Linked DNA regions of Homo sapiens: all the other regions are linked to region 3. The links are chromatin contacts, found by Hi-C in ENCODE. All regions are on one chromosome and are shown on one strand. The core of a region is the stretch at or near the end of the contact, and the rest is flanking DNA. Distances in the headings are between cores, read along the strand shown.

Evidence for each region. Hi-C counts contacts between places; a loop is a spot of excess contacts on that map. Pooled maps may share reads with other maps.
Region 1: a loop to region 3 is called in a pooled map, with 4 times the contacts of the local background. The contact joins the promoter of FHIP2A here to the promoter of XPNPEP1 in region 3. A Hi-C loop is called at or near these places in 2 of 37 single-sample maps with no recorded cell type and 7 of 50 pooled maps.
Region 2: a loop to region 3 is called in a map of B cell, with 25 times the contacts of the local background. The contact joins the enhancer-like site here to the promoter of XPNPEP1 in region 3. A Hi-C loop is called at or near these places in 1 of 168 maps with a recorded cell type or tissue (B cell), 2 of 37 single-sample maps with no recorded cell type and 4 of 50 pooled maps.

The regions. Positions count from the first base shown.
Region 1 is chr10:114,819,945-114,823,965 of GRCh38, forward strand. It overlaps FHIP2A (FHF complex subunit HOOK interacting protein 2A), which reads left to right and starts at 1,836. Exons shown (of 17, transcript NM_020940.4): 1 at 1,836-2,179. The coding sequence starts at 2,135. LOC124902508 (translation initiation factor IF-2-like) reads right to left here and starts at 3,004. Exons shown (of 2, transcript XM_047426127.1): 1 at 1,329-3,004. The coding sequence starts at 2,157. The coding sequence ends at 1,552. RefSeq lists silencers at 1,585-1,894, 1,905-2,254, 2,315-2,534 and an enhancer at 2,240-2,740.
Region 2 is chr10:114,498,115-114,502,532 of GRCh38, forward strand. All of the region lies in intron 6 of ABLIM1 (actin binding LIM protein 1), which reads right to left. Among named protein-coding and RNA genes, the nearest start is that of AFAP1L2, 96 kb to the left of the region's middle. RefSeq lists an enhancer at 1,128-2,327. Within about 2 kb of position 1,642, at least 12 of the 41 ENCODE cell types and tissues checked have a DNase peak (open chromatin) inside an H3K27ac peak, as active enhancers do; they include B cell, where a contact is called at or near this core.
Region 3 is chr10:109,920,760-109,924,955 of GRCh38, forward strand. It overlaps XPNPEP1 (X-prolyl aminopeptidase 1), which reads right to left and starts at 2,752. Exons shown (of 21, transcript NM_020383.4): 1 at 2,643-2,752. The coding sequence starts at 2,674. RefSeq lists a silencer at 2,428-2,967.

The DNA of each region.
Region 1 (4,021 bases), core at 586-3,085, 4.9 Mb after region 3:
TACGTAGAAAATTAAGGTCGTATTTATCTGCCAAGGAGCACCGCAGGGATATAAACCACAAAAACAGGAGGGAAAAGAAGCCCAGTTAAGATCTCCTCCTTAATTCCTGATTTCTGGCCCTATTATTTTGCTAAATACCACTACCACAACTCAGAACAAGTATAAGTGTCTGTGCATCTCTTACTAGGGACTGGGCACTGTTAAAGTGTTTTACATATATTAATTAATTCCCACAACAACCTCAAGAGGTAGGTACTGTTCTCCCCTTTTGACATATAAGCAAATTAAAACACAAAGAAGTTAAATAACTTTCCACTGTGGGTGGCAGAGCTGGGACTTAGGCTACCCAGCCCCAGAGCCTGGCCAGTTACCACCACTCCATATGACAGCCACCTTTTCTCTGTTCCATGAATCAATTACAGATATATATACGTGTGTGTGTGTATACATGTATATATACGTATGTGTATATATACGTTTGTGTATGTATAAACGTATGTGTGTGTATACATGTATGTGTGTGTGTGTGTGTGTGTGTGTGTGTGTGTGTGTGTATTTTTTTTTTTTTTTTTGAGATGGAGTTTTGCTCTTGTTGTCCAGGCTGGAGCGCAATGGCGCAACCTTGGCTCACTGCAACTTCCGCCTCCCGAGTTCAAGGATTCTCCTGCCTCAGCCTCCCAAGTAGCTGGGATTACAAGCATGTAATCCCATTACACCACCACGTTCGGCTAATTTTTTTTTTTTTTTTTTTTTTGTATTTTTAATAGAGACGGAGTTTCACCATGTTGGCCAGGCTGGTCTCGAACTCCTGGCCTCAAGTGATCCTCCCGCCTTTGCCTCCCAGAGTGCTGAGATTACAGGCGTGAGCCACCGCGCCTGGGCCAGATACGTATTTTCAGCACTGGTTGTGCAAAACTCACTCCCCACCTCATCTTAAGAACTTAATGAACCTTTTGGTAAAACGCCAATACCAGCATAAAACAAATTTCTTCAGGATACAAATATTTTCATAATTTGTATTAACTCAACCTAAACTTTACCAGCCTGAACTGCTTCTTCAAGGCTTGACTAATACACTGTTAGGGAGTATTTTAAGCAGCCTCCACCCAAGTGCTTACCTTGTAGCTCTATTTATCTGCCTTAGGCATTTACTGGACTCCTTTCAGATTCTTTCCCTCGCTAATGTTTTCCGGTATCATCTGATAACTGAATAGAAAATGCTGTTCTGAATCACTACACCTCACTATCAACCATATCACAAATAAATTATGTTATATATTATATATAAATATTATAATGGGCTATTTAAACTAAGCCAGCCGTCTTACCATGTGCTCATGTGGGATTTCCTGTTTCAATGTTGAATAATAATATATTTTAAAGTTAGCAAAGCCATTTCACCTGCAGTCGTTGATTTCTTCAAAATCTGAGCATTTAAATCCATTGCCAATGTTTGCTTAAAGAACACTGTTTTCTTAACGAGTCTTCCAAATCGGTCCTTACAGGAAGAACCTCTGAATGCTATACGCATATATGGACGGCTGCGTGTCCCTACAAAGTCAGCCTGTTACTTCCACTGGAGAAACAAAACTCTTGAGAATCGCTGAGCTGTAAAAATGTTAGAAAGCCGGTGTCCCAGGCGCCCTGAGAAAGCCGGGAGAGGGCGGTGGCTGCCCACAGGCCGCCTCCAGCCCCGCGCGAGGCCGAGGCCTCAGCGCGCCCCCCGCCCCCGCGGCGCCTAGCGGCCCCGCCGCAGGGCAGGCCTGGCCGGGCCTCCCCGGGCTGCGGCGGCGCCCCCTGCAGGCCGCGGCGGGCAGAGCGGGGGGAAGGAACCCGAGCCGGGCTGCCACCGTGTCCCAACCGGTGCCGCCGCCGGAGCTTCTCCGGGCCCCGAGTCCTCGCCGAACGCCCTCCTCGCCGCCCGCCGCGTCCCGGCGCCCTCCGGAGCCGCCGAGCCGCCCGCGCACACCTGAAGCGGCCGGGCCAGGCCCTGCCTCGATCCTCAGCTCGTCCTCCCCGCCCCGCACCGGCCTTCACTCTGGAGCGGCCCCGGCAGCCGCAGCAGGGGCGGCGGCGGCGGATCGAGGAGCTCTCCAGGTCGTCCCGGGAGAGGCTGCTGCAGTCCCGGGACAGGATGTTCTCCAAGTTCACCTCCATCCTGCAGCACGCCGTGGAGGCGGTAAGGCCGCGGGCTGCGGGCGCACGGCAGGCCGGGGATGGCGGCGGCCTACGCTCCCCGGCGGCCTCGGGGACAAGCCGGGCGGCCTTGGCCCGGCCCTCGGCGGCCCTGTCCCCGGTTGGGGTGAGGCCCCAGGCGGGCGCCCTGGGCGGCCGCCGGGTCGTGGGGGCGCCCGGGGCCTCGGGCCTGGCTCTGCGGGGGTCCCGTCGGTCCCTGGCTGCCCCAGGCCGGCAGTCCCTGCCCTCCTCCAGGAGCCGGGGCGGGGGTGCCGGGGAGGACCTGGCCGCCCAACGCCGCTCGGTGGTCGCCTCATTCCTCTGATGGGGCCGGGGGTTCGGGGAGCACCTGGCGGGGTCGCAGAGAGCTCCCCCGGGCTCCCTTAACGTTAACCTTCTCCGGAAAAAAAGTGGTCAGCGTTGAGCAAGACAAAAGAAACGAGCAAGCACCGCTTGGGCTTGGTTCTGTTTTGTTTTGGTTTTCGGGGGTAGAGGTGGGAGAGGCATGGTCTCGCTGTGGGGCGTCCCTGGCGAGGGAGCCGCCGACCAGCCCCCGGGTTGCTGGCTTTTGCTTTCTTGGGCCTGGAGGCCGAACTCAGCTGAACCTTATGTATTGATCTGAAATAGGAGTTTGGAGGGTCCAGTCGAGTTTGCTTTCGACAGCTTCCAAGCTCACCGAGCCCAGAGACCATCTGTTTCCTTTCTTGTCTAGTTCTCTTCCTGGACACTCTTCGTTTATCCTGCAATTGTACTCTCCTTTGAGGGTTTTAGACACCAGCATAGAGACAGTATTCAAGTATCCTAGTAGACTAATAAGTGAAAAGAAACTAAAAAGAAAATGCCTTGTCACTGTTCTAGTAAGAATGCTAGTTGCTTCACTTGTTTACTTTATTCTGGGAGAACTGCCCAAATTGAAAAATGCATTCTGTGCAGAAACAATTACTTTGCTAATTTTTAACATGACATTCTCTTCCTATGTTCATATTATGTGATAGGACACTTTAAAATGTACACTTTAAAAATGTCAGATACAACAATGATTTTTTATGGGCAGGCAAAAATGGAGTTTTTGCCTTCAGTAATAAAAACAAACTTTAGTACAATTGTTATTTAAGTGATACATGAGAAGCGTTAAAAAATTTAGCTCTAGGGCAAGCTCTTGGGAAAATGTATCAAACAGGAAAAACAGGGTTTCATAAATGTAGAGCAGTATTACACGGAGGGAAATGACAGTGGTAGACTTCAAGACAACTTTTAGTTTTTACTTGCTTATACACACTCTACTTTTGTTGAAAGAATTTAACTGCAGTTTATTAAAACATTTAAATTTTGTTTTCTTTAAAAATACCAAGAATCATTTAATTTTATTTATTTATTTATTTATTTATTTTTTGAGACCGAATCTCATTCTGTCACCCAGGTTGGAGTGCAGGGGTGTGATCTCAGGTCACTGCAACCTCCGCCTCCCGGATTCAAGCGATTCTCCTGCCTCAGCCTCCCTAGTAGCTGGGATTACAGGCACCCGCCACCACACACGGCTAATTTTTTTTTTTTTTTTTAGTAGAGATGGGGTTTCACCATGTTAGCCAGGCTGCTCTCGAACTCCTGACCTCAAGTGATCGCCCGCCTTGGCCTCCCAAAGTGCTGGGATTACAGGTGTGAGCCACCACACCCGGCCCGAATCATTTTAACCTTGAATATATGAAATACTTGGGAACACTTAATGAGATACTTGGTAATCAAAATTTACTATATTGCAGTCAGCTGTCTTATCCGTAGGCTCTGCACCTGTGATTTAACCAAACTCAAGTAAAAAAATATTTGAGGGGGAAAAAAATTCTGCAGA
Region 2 (4,418 bases), core at 392-2,891, 4.6 Mb after region 3:
TGAGAATCATACCTCAATTTACCATCCATAGGGCCTCAAATATGTCACTATTTAACATCTCCAAGCCTCAGGACACACATCTCAAAAATGCAAAGGGCCGGGCTAGACAATTTCAAGTCCTCTTCAGCTGTAAAATTCTATGTTTCGGTGTGAAATCCCATACCCTCTACAAGCTCACATAGTAGTGCTAACAGAAGAGCAATTTTGGTAGAGAAAGAACATTCTTGATGGCAGAAAAATGGAGTTTAACCAATGATTCCTCCGTGTCTGTTACCCAGGAGAAATTCTAATGCCCTAAGCCCTGAGCCCATGTAATATGCTCCTGGGAACAGAAAAAGAGAATTGTAATTCTAGAACCCATCCTTGGACAGAAAATCTGCTCATCTGATAACCTGCTTAGCTCCTGGACTGCTGACAGTCCCTTTTAGTTTCTTTCCTTTACCGCCTCCATTTCTCTAGGAGTGCTCTACTTGTGGCATGAGCCCAGGAGATGGGAAGATGGCCCTGAAGTTCAACCTTAATCCACTTATAACTTATGTTCTGCCTACTTTCAAAAAGGACTGGCTGATTCTTATCAGAGAAGGACATGATTTTAAAACAATTGATCAAGAACCTTAAAATTCAAAAGACCCAAGCTCAGGCAAACATGTTTGTTGTGATGTGAGCTTCTTAGCAGATGAGGGCAAAAGAGGAACTGATAGGCTGCCAAAGTCTCACTGTTTGAAAAAATGGCCACACACACTTGTCACTACAGAAGGTAGGTTTCCTGATTCTAAGTTAATAACAGTCATTGTGGGCTGAAGTTCTATAAGGTCTTGCTTTGTGTAAGGCTTTGTATCAAGACTTTAAATGATTCACAACAACCCTATGAGGTAGGTCGGTGCTATTTTCCAGTCTTGTTCTACAAGCAAGGAAACTAAATTGTTTTACCCAAACCCACCAGTGCTTCCAGAAGACAGAGCTAGGGGTAGAACCCAGGTAGCTGACTCAAGGTCCACACGTTAACCCTGTTAAACTACCTCCTAAAAGCACCAAAGGAATTCTCATACAGGGACCCTCAGTTATGGGACAGAAAAACATCTTCCACAGGAATTTCACTGATGATAGGAAGTATTTAAGTAGTTGTTTCTCATATAGACCCTTGAGAAATACCAAAGACGTAGCACTGAAAGATCACTAAATGAAGTCACTTCCATAGAGGAAGTTAAACTATCGAGGACTATGTGTGTAGTTTTGTTTCTTGTTTTATCTTAAAAGATCTAACTTGATTCAGAGATGGTGCTTAGAATCCCCAAAGGAATAAGCAAATTGTTTTCCAGTCCCTAAGACTCTCCCAAACACAGCTCTGGTGGATGGTGATTTCAGACTAAGGATATACAAACACCTAGAGGCTGGTGGGTTGCTTTAGATCAGGAGTTTTCTAACATTATTGCGCATAAGCAACACCCAAGAAGCCTTTTAAAAATGGGTTCGATGGCCTTAAGGTGGGACCCAGATATGAGTGTCTTTATTTTATAAGCACTGAAATGAGTCTATGCAGATCACCATGAGATGGGAAAACACTGGTCTGGGTGGTACCAAAACCACAAACCTGAGGGTGGATGAAGAGATGAGGAAGCCAAAGGGAGTAACAGAGATGTGCTGCTTACGTGGCAGGTGCATGGGCGGAAGGGAGAGGCAGAATCACGCAAGTTCCCTGTTATGCTCCTGCAGAAAGGCAGTGCAGAGGCTGACTCAGCTTTTTTGCGTCTACTGGTTTTTTCACCCTCAACTGGGAGAGGCTTCCAATGCAACTGGACTGGCTTGATCTCTAAGCTAAACACTCACCTGTTCCAGGAGGCTTTTCTCCTGATGCAGCATCATGAACAGGCAGGATAATGAGGGCGTGCCTTGGCCGTAAATATGTATCCTGGGCAAAGGTGAATAAATCAGTCTGCCCAGGCAGCTTTCACAAAGCCTAGAGGGCTCTATACAAGTCTGTGCAAAGCCAATCTGCACAAATGAGAACATCCTGTAGCCCTACAGCCTTACTAACTGCGAGGCTTCTGAGCTCACAAACACTGCTTTAAACACGTGTGCTATGTCAGAGGAAGGGTCAGCAGCTTATCCTTCTGAGTAAGGGTGCATAAACTAGTTTAGGGAGAAATAAACCATTATACTCTAACTTTCATCATAGAGTAGAAAGACATGGGCTTTGGGAGCAAGAGAACCCAGGGCCTAAATTCTAGACTGAAAATTGGACTTTGGGCACTTTTCTGGACTCATTTCTTCACCTGTAAAAACTAGTATAAGAAAACCTACTATGGCCAAAGTGCGATGGTTTGTGCCTGTAACCCCAGCAGATCACTTGAGCCCAGGAGTTTGAGACCAGCCTGGGCAACATGGAGAAACCCCATCTCTACAAACAACACAAACATTAGCTGGGCATGGTGGTACTTGCCTATAGTCTCAGCAGCTGGGGAGGCTGCGGTGGGAGGATCACTTGAGCCCAGAGGTTGAGGCTGCAGTGAGACATGATTGCACCACTGCACTCCAGCCCAGGTGACAGAGGAAGACCTTGTGTCGAAAGAAAAAAAAAAAAAAAAAAGAAAGAGAAGGGAAGGGAAAGGAAGGGAAAGGAAGGGAAGGGAAGGGAAGGGAAGGGAAGGGAAGGGAAGGGAAGGGAAGGGAAGGGAAGGGAGCCTACTACGTAGGATTGTTATGAAAGTTAAATAAACAAAGGCAAGTTGGTAGCAAAGTAACTGGTGCCAATCAAAGCAGGTGAGCTTTCTTCCTCTCTTTCCCACTAGGTTATAAATTCCCTTAAAGAATTGGGCCACACCTGTATCTTCATAACTCTACACCTCCATGCTTCCCACAAGAAGGTGTTCTAGAAGTGTCCAGTGAATTAATATGCCAACAGAAACCTCTAAATAGATTTGCAACCATTCCCTATACAATTACTTTGGCCAAAAGATGAGTAAAAGATCAACTTCTTCTGTGCCTCAGCTATAGTTTCAGTATTTGCTTGTTTCCAGACACCATGATAGGCACCTCACAAACTTTACCCCACCTGACTCTCCCAGCCACAATGTGAGGTAGGTAATATGCCCATTTCACAGATGAGGAAATCAAAACTTAGAGAGATCAGGAAATCACCCAAGGCTACTCAGTTAGCAAGGGATGGAGCTATGATCTGAATCCAGGTCTGTCCAACTCTAGAGACTGTCCAACAGAGCCAATGTTGTTTTCCCAGGCCTCAGGAGCTCAGTTAATATTGGGAAGGCTCTAGTCAAGATCTGCACTGGCAAAGCAGATCTCCCATGACTTTATATATCCTCTTTCAACTTTTTTAAAGGATACAAATAAAAGTTTATTATATAAAATCGAGCCTTCATATTTCACAGTTTGGCAAGGCTAACGACTAGATCATGTTGTAAGTCCTTAACGAAAATTTTACCCTTCCCATTCCCAACTATTAAAATGGCCTAATCAAAAGTTACAAAAAACGAAGCAAAGTACCACTATAAACAACACCAAGTGCTTTAAAGACAACTATTCCAAATGTATTTTTTAAAATTTAGCAGACTTTGTTAGAGCAGTTTTAGGTTCACTGAAAAATTGGGTGGAACCTGCAGAGAGTTCTCATATATCCCTTCTCCCATACACACAGTCTCCCCCACTAAGAACGTCCCCCAACAGAGTGGTGCATTTGCCACAAATTATGAATCTACATTGATACATCATTATCATCCAAGTCCATAGTTGACACTGGTGTTCACTCTTGGTATTGCACATTCTATGGGTTTAGACAAATTTATAGTGACATGTATCCATCATTATAGTATCATATGGAATAGTTTCACTGCCCTAAAAATCCTCTGTGCTCCACCTATTCATCCCTCAGTATTATTTATTGACATAGGTGACCCCCATGGTATGGGATGCTGTGATCCTGAATTCTTGCAAAGCATCCCTGACAGCTTTGGCCTGTCCATCATTTTCAAATTCAACAACAGCAATGTCATGTCTCCCAGGTACCAAACATACTTTGTTGAAAGCGGGAACTGATATGATAGCATGAAACATCATCCTCTCATTAGTCTCTTCTGGTAAGTTATTCAGGAATACAACACAGTCTGGAGGGTAACCAGGGACCTGAGGATGTGGTGTTGAATTTCCTTGGGAGTTAGCTGAATCTGATGTTCCCTGACCAGGCATTTCCTTTGCACTTGCTACATCCTGTTCTATAGAGTTTTTTCTTTTCTTCACCAGCAAAAAAAAGCCATAAATTTTACATGTTATATCAACTCTCTCTTACAAGGTAGGTAGAAAGTCTGCAATACACCTCCCCCCACCTTCTTTGTAGGGGGAAAGAGGTATGCCTTTTTAATTATTTTATTTTATTTTATTTATTTTTTGAGACAGAGATTCACTCT
Region 3 (4,196 bases), core at 1,502-4,001:
GGTCTCAAACTCCTGGCCTCAAGTGATCCTCCCACCTCAGCCTCCCAAAGTGCTGGGACTATAGGTGTGAGCCACCGTGCCTAGCCAAGGTTACCTTAAGGTAATCCTATTCATTCATTTTACAGAATAAAAAAACAAAGATAACTTACCATAGGCCATATAACTCAGTAGCCGCAAAGCCAAGACCAGAAACTAGGTCTGACAGGTGAGCTCAAACTCTCTGTGTGAGCATCAACACCTCCACCTTTCTGTCAGGATCACAGGAGCTACGAAGCAGCTCAATACTACAGCTGCTCTGTTCTTGTCGTATCTTGGTCTCCGCAGAGTCCAAGATCTATCCACCTTTCACTTGTTTGGACAGATAAAATTCTTAAGTTCTCTGTCAAAGCACAATTATCATTAAATATTAAGAACTAGAAGAATATACCTCAGGGACTATCCAACTCAATTCCCTCCTCTAGACCAGGAAACCAAGAAACAAAGATCAAATGACTGGCTCAAGGCCTCACAGCTAACTGCTGACAGAGCTAGAACCAGCGTTCCAGCCTCCCAACATCCAGCTCAGTGCTCCTACCCTTCCCAGAACTTCTTCGACCTACACCTTCTCAACTTCATGATGAGCCACAAAGTGGGTAAGGGGCAAGAAGCATGCAGAGCACTTTCAATCTTTGTATAAGATGGTTATGGTAGCACTAGAAAAGGCCTTCTCCCTCTTTTTCCAAGAAATTCTGGCAGGGTTCTGAATACCTCACCCCCCTGCAACCCCCAGTTCATGGGAATCACACATGTGTAGCGTTCAGCATGGGGCAAAACAAGGAACAAGATGCTCAATCACACCTAGTGGATGAGACAAGGGTAAACTGGAACAAGTTCTAAGGTTGGGAAGTAAGCAATGTTGTCTTTGTCTACCCAGAATCCATCCCTCCTTTTGATGGGAACCTTGGTTTTCCTTTTGAGAATGTACCCTCTCCATTTCAGCCCAAGGGGTTCAAAGCAGTCTTATCCAAACACCTAACAGGCTCTGGGACCCAAAGCAGGTCAATCCCTCCCTCTGGCCATAATGATTGGTTCACAGATGAACATGAGAATTAAGGCAGCCCAGTGAGCATCAGATCAGGGACTTCTGCTCCATTAGGAAGGAGGGCTCAACTTCTCTGCTGGGGCTGTCAGCCTAGAACTGTCATAACCTGCCATAAGGAGAAAGTCTCCCTGAGAATGAAGCGGATACTGAATAAATCAGAGCCAAGAGATGATAAAGAGAAGTCTGAAGCCAATGTTGGTGGTGCTCCCGGATTCAGCCACACTAGAAGCCAGCTCAACCCCATTTTAGGTAAATCAATTTGAGTTCAGTTTCCATTACCGAAACTGAAAGAAGTGCTCACTTTTACAAGGAATGGCACTCAAATTCTACCAGTAGGGGAGGCGCCTGTGGAAAATGGCTTCCCCTCTCTCAGCCTTTCACTGGACTTTCCTTTGAGGTAAAAAAGACTCTACCAGCTGGTGTAGAAAAGACTCTTCTGCTCCTAAAAGGCTGTGAGTCTATAAATCTAGCACAGATCACCTTGGCCCCCTAAAGACCACCTGAGGCCTACAGCCTAACTCATCATTATCCACTTGCCTGACTCCATTTCCAGCACTTCACTTACAGGAAGCTCCTTCCAGATGGAAGTTCTCCACCCCTCCCACATACTTCCACAGGGTGGGTCTGGTTTTCTGCTCACCCTTAACAAGCTGTGGCAACGGCAAATCCAGGTCAAGGTAGGTTTGGGACCCCCCTACTCACAAACACAAGCAGGAGCCATGGTCTGTGTTCAGCAAGAAAGCCTGGCCATGCTGCAAAGTGAGTGCATTCATGTCTCAAGTGGTTAGCAGGTGGGTGACCCCTTGGGGATGGCCAGGGAGTCTGGCCTGTGGCCTCCATGAACTCTGAACACCTCTCTCCGTCTCCCACTTTGTCAGAGGCTCTGATAAGTACATCCTGGTTATGGCAGGGGAATAAACTAAAACATGTTTAACTTGAGGCCGGGAAATTATCTGTCTCACCCTCCTATGCCCAAGGAGAGCCCAGGGCAGGCTACTGGGGGGATTTTCCTGGAGATTATACCAAAATATTCCCTTACACAGCCTCTGAAACCATTTGGGTAGGGAGGGGCCCGCGACCGTCTATCCTTGTGGCGGTGACAGATCAGTAGAGTGAATTGCAGGAGTCAGTATTGTCGAGATTGTAACTTGAGGTTTAGATTCCTGGGTAACAGAAGCGAGGGCAAAGGCTCGCCCACCTCCCCGGACACGAAGAGGGGCCAACTTCCTCCAAGAACGGGGCCTTCCCGCGGGCCAGGAACTGTGACGGCCGCCGCCCCCTCAGGCCGAGTGCAGCAGTTCCGCGGGCATACGCGTCCAGGAACCAGACTCGGGCCGCCCCGTGCCCACCGACCCTCCGGAAACGAACCGGATCTCGCCCGGCCTCATGGACCCCTTCCCCCGGCTCCTGTTCCGGGGCTCCGGCGAGCGCGGCCCTCGCCAGACTGCGGCGGGCCGGGCTCCTCACCCGCGCGTCCCTGCCCGCCGAGGTGCAACACGCGCGGCCGCGCAGCGAGGGCTGCACGCTGCCCGGACGCCGGCTGCCGGCGGAGTGCCCTCACCTTACTCGCGGTGGCTTTCTGGAGGCTGCCATTCGGCGGTGACGTGCCCCAGCCCACGTCAGGGGAGCGCAGACCAGCTGATCACCCGCGGAAGGGCCGGCGCGAAGGAGGCGCGAGAGCCGGCGGGCGGGCGGGCGGGCTAGCGCCGGGTCGGCCACGCCCTCGCCCGTGGCGGGCGCTGGCGCCGCGGCCCCGCCCACACGCAGGCCCCGCCCACACTCCCGGACCTGGGGTTCGCGGCCGCAGCGCCTGCGGCCCAGAGCGGGGCCTGCCCTTCCACACCAGTCCGCATTGCCTCTCCCTGCAGCGAGCGGGGAAAGGACGCAGTGCTGCTGAGTGTCTTCATTTTTGTTCGTTTTTGTCGTCATTCCTCAAAGAGGAAAAAGGGCTTTGCCGAATAAAGGGGCTACTGTCCCAGGGATTTTCCGGCTTAATTTAGGAGGGCTGAGAAGAGAGGGACGTGGCCGGCTCCGGAAGAACCTCGACAGGGTCTTCGAGGCTTTGGAACAGGGTCTCAAGCTTTAGAAATGTCCCCAAAAGTATGTTCCCAGAGAGCTTCAAAATCCAGCTCTCCGCTCCGCTTGGATAGTAAATAGCCCCTTCAAACTTAACGTCCAAACGGAACTCCTGGAACTCCCAATGCACCGAAGCAAAGCAAAAACGTTCTCCACCAGTCTTCTTTGCCATCTCAATCAATGGCTACTCTATTCTTAAGAGGCAAAATTTAGGAATCCTCCCTGCCTCTTCTCTTTCACACCCCACATCTAATCTGCCAGCAAAATCTTGTTGGCCCTGCCTCCAAAATAGACCCCTAATCTGGCCGTGTCACACCACCTCCACCTCCTACCCTCTGATGTGCATCAGAGGGTTGTACCACCCCACCCGTGTGGTTACAGCAGCCCCCCAAATATCCCCTCACCATCCCGCACCTGCACAGTCCAGCCTGAACAAAGCCGCCAGACCAGTCCTTTGAAGCGTGACACCAGGTCACTTCTTTGCTCAGCACTTTCCATTAATTTCTCGTTTCACGCAGCATAAAAGCTCCATTTGATCTACCCCCAGCCACATTTCCTCCTGTTCTCACCTTCCTCACTCTTCTTCAGCTGAAATGGCCTCCTGGCTCTCCTTGAAAAAGCAGGGTACACTCATGTCCCAGGGCTTTTGGACTTGCTCATCCCCCAAATATTGAGGCTCCCTTCCTCATTTTCCTTCAAGTCTTCGTTCAAGTATCACCTACCCTGACCATCCTATTTAAATTTGTAAATCATTCCAATATTCCTAATCCGCCTTACCCTACTTCATTTTTTCCATAGCACTTACCACCTTTTAACAGGATTCTTTTAATGTACTTATGTGTACTGTATTCTTCCCCCTCTCCTGCCACCACCCACGCACACAACAAAACCATCAGTGCAGATTGTTTCTGTTTTGTTTAATGATGAACAATATCTAACATGTCATAAGTTCTCATTATATATTTTCTGCAGAAATGAATGTTTCAGAATGTGCACTCCTCAAAAGCAGGGATGGTGGCTCTCTTGTTCATTGTTATTT